2 separate regions of the Mus musculus genome follow, and region 2 is linked to region 1. A link is a contact called in ENCODE Hi-C or POLR2A ChIA-PET data. All regions are on one chromosome and are shown on one strand. Each heading gives the region's core, a stretch centred on a gene start or an enhancer-like site at or near the end of the contact. The rest is flanking DNA. Distances are from core to core; before and after follow the strand shown.

Evidence for each region. Hi-C counts contacts between places; a loop is a spot of excess contacts on that map. ChIA-PET counts read pairs that join two places held with the same protein, here RNA polymerase II (POLR2A).
Region 2: a loop to region 1 is called in a map of heart, with 2.2 times the contacts of the local background. The contact joins two enhancer-like sites. A Hi-C loop is called at or near these places in 5 of 37 maps with a recorded cell type or tissue (T-helper 17 cell, heart and left cerebral cortex). POLR2A ChIA-PET finds 5 or more read pairs at or near these places in 1 of 5 experiments (embryonic stem cell).

Annotation. Positions count from the first base shown.
Region 1 is chr14:48,294,449-48,297,544 of GRCm38, reverse strand. No RefSeq gene overlaps it. Among named protein-coding and RNA genes, the nearest start is that of Gm52144, 90 kb to the right of the region's middle. Within about 2 kb of position 1,560, at least 2 of the 3 ENCODE cell types and tissues checked have a DNase peak (open chromatin) inside an H3K27ac peak, as active enhancers do; they include heart and left cerebral cortex, where a contact is called at or near this core.
Region 2 is chr14:48,329,761-48,332,856 of GRCm38, reverse strand. No RefSeq gene overlaps it. Among named protein-coding and RNA genes, the nearest start is that of Tmem260, 120 kb to the left of the region's middle. Within about 2 kb of position 1,481, at least 2 of the 3 ENCODE cell types and tissues checked have a DNase peak (open chromatin) inside an H3K27ac peak, as active enhancers do; they include heart and left cerebral cortex, where a contact is called at or near this core.

The sequences.
Region 1 (3,096 bases), core at 311-2,810:
CATTCAATCAGGAAAGGCTGGGATCCAAAGTTACAGCGTGGGTGAGCCCAGAGGATGCCAGCTCCAGCACCACTTACCTGTCAGGCCTGATTAGGGACTCAGCCTCCAGGCAGACAAGCCTGAGGTTAAAATCTGGCCTGCCATTTTCACGCTATGAGATTTTAGGCAGTTTGTACACAGTGTCTTTGCGATTCATCTTCTTCTGTAAAATAAGACTGTTAGTAATAACCCCAGTGTCATGAACTGTTAAGAGAATTAACATGAACGGTGTTTATTTATAAGCAGTAGTCTTTTCTCACTTATGTGTGTATGGTTTTGCTCAGAAAACAGGAGCTTTTTAAAAAAAATAATTAATTATGTTATTTATTTACATCCCCCACTCCTGGTCCCCCCTCGCAGAGTTCTTGCCTGATCCCTTTGTCCCTTTACCTCTGAGAGGGTGCTCCCCCCCCCCAGTATCCCTGCACCCTGGGGCATCAAGTCTCTACAAGATTAGGTACATCCTTTCCCACTGAGGCCAGACAAGACAGTCCTCTGCTACATATGTGTCAGTGGCTTTGGACCAGCCCATGTGAGCTCTGTGGTTGGTGGCTCAGTCTCTGGAGCTCACCAGGGTCCAGGTTAATTGACACTGTTGGTCTTCCTATGGGGTTGCCACCCCCTTCAGCTCCTTCAGTCCTTCCCCTAACTCTTCCATAAGGGTCCCCAACTTCAGTCCAATGGTTGGCTGTAAGTATCTGCATCTGTCTCAGTCAGCTGTTGGTGGATCCTCTCAGATCCTGCTAGGTTCCTGTGTGTGTGAGCACAACATAACATTGGTAAGAGTGTCAGGGATTGGCCCTCACCCATGGGATGGATCACAAGTTGGGCTGGCCACTGCCCGCCATTCCTTCAGTCTCTGATCCAGTTTTGTCCCTGTATTTCTTTTAAACAGGAGTGATTTTGGATCAAAAGTTTTGGAGAGGAGTTGGTGTTCTCATGCCTCCATCGGGGGTCCAAAAACAGGAACTTTTAATATCAAGTGCATCATTTTAAAATCGCAATAGACAAACTGAATAATCAGATGTACTGAATTGTCGGGGGGGGGGCGGGCAAGAATAAAGCCATAAACCACGATTAGAGATGGAGATGGTGAAGTCCGCATACTGACCCTTCAACAAGGAGAGAACTCTACCCAGATGGTTTGGAAGAAGCTCTGACATTCAGCTCACCCTCGACTGTTCAGTCAATAATGTCCCTCAGCTTTGCCTGGGTCCTGATGAAAACATGCCAACTGGGGCAGCTCTCTAAGAGGTAGGGGTCTAAGGAAGGGTTAACCACCCCAGAGCAGAGGGGGGCAGGCCAACACGTTCCCAGGCAGCTATGTTTATCTTGTGTTTTGAGCACCTGACTCAAGCTGAGTAAGAGGGTTTATTTTCTCACTTGGAAAGTTTTCAAAACACCAAAAGGATTTGGTTAAGAGGGAAATAACTCCACTCCAGCTAAATCTTTTTCACTGGCCAAATGGGGCAGGCAGAAAAAAAAAATCAGAAATCTGCTTTGGGCAGTACACAGAGTCATTCAGGGGACGTGGTCATTTGTTTATCAGCAGCCAGCAGCTTCCTGCAACCAGCCGCAGCTGCTGCTCTGCAAAACGATGTCTTTTCATTTTCGGAGAGAGAAGTGCTAAGCGTCACGTTCAGGCAAAGCAAATGACAAAATATTTGACTGCCTTTCTCTCCTTTTGGCTATTTTTACCCCTTGCAGGCTTCCCTGACAGCATCTCGCTTTTTATTCTGGCTCTTGCTTAGCAGTCGTGGTGTGAGTGCTGTCTTTCAGTGTTCTCAGGAGATGCTGAGACCCCGAAGCAACGTGGACATGGTGGGACCACCTCTGTGCTGGGCTTAAAATGGCCTCCTGTTCTGTGGGAAGGCCAATGGCAATCAGGAAAGGGGAAATGGTCAATTCCTTGAATGCTTGCTCACCGGAAGCCAAGCAGAGCATACCTGCTACTCACTTCCCCAGTAAAGGTCTCTACAAACACACTACCACTCCTCAGTTTGAAGGATAGAGATTTTGTTTTCTTAGCTGAGAATAAAACCTGATATTCCATACTTGATTGATTGATTGATTGATTGATTGATTGATTGAATCAGGGTCTTGCTATGTACCCCAGGCTGGCCTGGAATTCATCTTCCTGCCTTTGGTCTTCTGGGTGCTGACATTACAGGCATGTGTTGCCATGCCTGTCAAGATCCCATGAACAGCCTCATAATGTCCCCTTATATAATCTAGGTCAGCTCTCTGTAACATTCTCACCAGCCTGTCCATTGCTTTCTTCATGAAAAGTTACTGTAATTATCTTGCTACTGTGCCTTAATCTATTCATCATTCATTCATTCATGGGTCAAACAACCGATTCCTGTTATGAGTGTAGGGCTGAGAACAAAATGGAATGAGTCCCAGTTCGTAGCATCAAGGGGGATTACTGCTCACTCCAAGAAACTGGAAGGTAAGCAAGCAGGAGATTTGCAAAGAAATGTCCTAGAGCCAGGAAAACTCCTCTGCCATGGACATAAGAGGATGCCCTCTCTCTTGGCTCCCTCTGTGTGAGCCGCCTTCTCCTCTTCCTTTGCTAATTCCCCTGTAGGGTTGGTATGTCTCCTGCCATCTCCCTCACTGTCCTGCACACCACATTTCTCATGCCCCAAATTCTTATCCCATATCACAGAGGACAGACTCATTTATGCACGCACTGCTTATTCGTCTAGATGTCTTTCTCATGAGCAGCCTTTCACCGAGTACATCAATGCTAATTCTTTAAAGCTAATTCTTTAAAGTCTCTTCTTTTACTTGGAGCGCATTGTGAAGATTATAATCTACAAAGAATACTAAAATGGGGAAAGATTCCCTGGGCCTAGCTTCGTACTCATTTTTATTCGTCTGATTTATGGAGTTGATAGGTGAGGCAATGTTCTCATCTACTCTGTACCGGGGGTGTGCGGACAGCTCCATCCATCAAGCGAGCTGTCAGAGCACGATGCTTCAGAGACACTGGCAAACAAAGGTCCAGCTGGTTAACACTTCCAGGAGATGAGAAAGGAGGCTGTTAACCCC
Region 2 (3,096 bases), core at 232-2,731, 35 kb before region 1:
TGAAGTTCTTGATTATGGCTTCCAGCCAATTATGGCTTCTAGCCAGCGTGCAGTGAAATTTTGAAACCTTTCTTTCTGGCTGCCGAAGTGCCTCCCCACCAAGTTCTGCAGAAGCCCAGCCACCCTGGAACCCCCTCACCTTCTCTTTATTTTCCTACCAAAAAGTGAATGCCTCTTCTTTGGGGCTGGAGGGAGAGAGATGCTTCAAGTGCACCCCCCCGCCCCCGCTAGCCAGCTATTCAGATGCAGGTCTCATAATTTGAACTGTGTTACTACCAGTTCTCTCTCCCTATACCTTCTCATTGGTTCCTGACTTACTTGTGGGACAGCAAAGCAGCTGAATTCGCTCTCTGCAGAGAGGCCCTTCTGTAGGCTGCCTGTCTAGGTCAGTGGCTTGTCTACTTAGTTTTTCCTCTTAGCTCCAGTGGCCCCAGGGTCACTTTGCCTTGCATGGCTTGTAATATGAGCCAAAAATGTGGATGGAGCTGGAGTCCCAGCTTGCAAGCCAGCTCACGTTGTTTTCTGACCCATGAAAGTGAGGTCTGAGCAGTGTGGTTTTCCTGTGGGTGATCTGCTGTCAGCACCAACCTTGCCCCTCTGAGGACTCACACATTTGGAAAGGCCCAGGCAAGCATACAGACACACCTGGGCAGGTCTGCTCCCTGCTTTGGTCCTGCATTGTCTGCTCCTCTGCACCAATGACCCTGGAAGGCATCCAAGTACTGCACCAAGCCCATGAGTCCATACCCACAACCGACATCGCCTTTATTCATCCGAGGACTCCTAGCAGGTATTTGGACCATGCACACCCTGTGTTCACTGGATCTCTAATGGATTTAGAAAACCACAGTGGTGAACAAGATGCACATTTACCTAAGACCTGCAGAACACAGCTGCTTTTTATCATGCATCTTTGTAAAATTATAGTTACTGCCTTGTGAGAAGGCTGTAAAATTTGACATTAACACGAGGCCCCCATCCTAGAAGAGTTGGCAGCGCTGTAGCTCACTGTAGAGGTGGGAGAAGGTGTGGAATTTAATGCTGAATGTGAGGCTGAAAAGACATAAGAATACCAACTTGATTGCTGCATCATTCTAGCTGGAGAGGATTTCTCTAGTTCTGAAAAACTGCAAAGTAAGGAGGAGGAGGAAGAGGAGGAAGAGGAGGAGGAGAAGGAGGAATTCTAGAGTCTAAAACCTCTTGGGGGAAGCATGCTTAACATATAATTGACCTTTTCCAAGCAAGATTGTGCTGGCTGCTAAATTCAAGGATGTCATTACCCCAGGATGCATGGAGACCTGGAGGGGACTGAGGCAGATTCTCAAGAGGTGCATCTTCTTCTCCCTCTCACCCCATCTCCACCCCCCCAATCCTCCAGCCTTTGCCCTCCTGTCCTTCCCTTATCTGGCTGGTCCTCACAGCAGTGTTGGCAGGTAGCTTCCAGCTGGGATGACTGCCAGGTTTCTAGATGCAGGAGCCAGGCTGCAGCTGTGTTGGCAGAGAAAGAGGAGGAGGAGGATGAGGATGAGGAGGAGGAGGAGGGGGAGAGGGAGGGGGAGGAGGAGGAGCTGGTGCAGCTGAATGAGATCCTGATTCTCCCCCAGGAAGCTCAGGATGTGTGGGGGGGGGGGCAGCTGCTGGATGCAGCACAGTGGCTAGCCGGAGGAGTAGCAGTAGCAAGCTGTGCTGCATCCAGCTGAACACAGCAACAGTAACCACAAGGAAGAGGTCTCGGCCATACCGGAGCAAAGGGGGAGGTGCAAGCTTTGTTTTAAACAAGACTCAGGGCACATGTGGTTGTGAGAGACTAGGTGCTTGCCTAATGGACCCCTGACAGACAGATAGGGGAGGAGCTACAGACAGAAAAAGAATTTAAAAAACCGGCAAACTTGTGGTTTCTTCCTCACCCTCCTGATCTGAGATGAAGGCTGGATGGGCTTTTTCTCCTTTCAACAAGTCTCGTTCTCTCTCTCTCTCTCTCTCTCTCTCTCTCTCTCTCTCTCTCTCTCTCTCTCTCTCTCTCTCCCTCCTCCTCTTTTCATCATCTAAGCTGACCAATCCAAATTAGTGGAACCCAATTAGTGGAACCTTCCGAAGCCACTGAAAACACTTAAACCCCCAGCCCTCAAGGGAGAAAGTGGATTTTGTTCTTTCTGTGCTCAGCAAGGAATCTGACATTGTTCCTATTTTTTAACTCTTTACTCTTTGGGGAACATTAACCTGAGGGAGACATCTACATGGTAACATTTGGGGAAGAAGCCATCTTCGTTGTCAGAGTAAAGGTGACCCGGGAATGTAGTCCCCTGCATTTTGGGTGCAGAATACCTTATTCTTTCCTCAAGAAATTGGGGGAGTCGTGATGAAGCAATGTAGTGGTGGGGGTTGCAAGGTTCCCCTAAAATAATCTCAACCGATCTCTAACACTTTAACAAGCATTAATGTTTGATTTATTAAACTGGTGGCAATGGGGTCCTTTGCAAGTCTTTATGCTTTAATGTCACTGTGGAAAGCAAGGCAGGGCTGTCCTTCCCCTAAAGGATCCCATCGGACTCCCAGAAACTACAGGCTTGTTACTTTATTTGGTAACAGGCCTGCCTACCTATGATTGAGGAATGTTTTTCAAAGATTCATTTTATTTTCATTTCTCTCCTAGAACCTCTGAAAAGGGGTGTGACTGGTGTTATCGTGACGTCAGCAGTGACGTCAGCTTAATGAGCCCTACACTGGGTCCTCAGCACTAACCCTACACTGGACAGGAACTATTGTAGTCACTCAGATGATGGAAAGGTCAAGGCAATAGTAAGGAAATTAATTCAACCACAGACAAATGAGGTCAGATTTGTAAAGTTTTGTATTTCAATTCGGATTCCAAATGATTCCACTTAGAATGACCTTCTGACAGTAGTCAGTATGTGCATATCTGTGAAACTGCCCAAGTATTATGGGACTTTTATATTTTCTTAGTTCCTCTTCTTAAAAGAAGTTTCCAGCCGGGCGTGGCGGCGCATGCCTTTAATTCCAGCATTTGGGAGGCAGAGGCAGGCGGATTTCTGAGTTCGAGGCCAGCCTGGTTGACAAAGTGAGTTCCAGGACAGC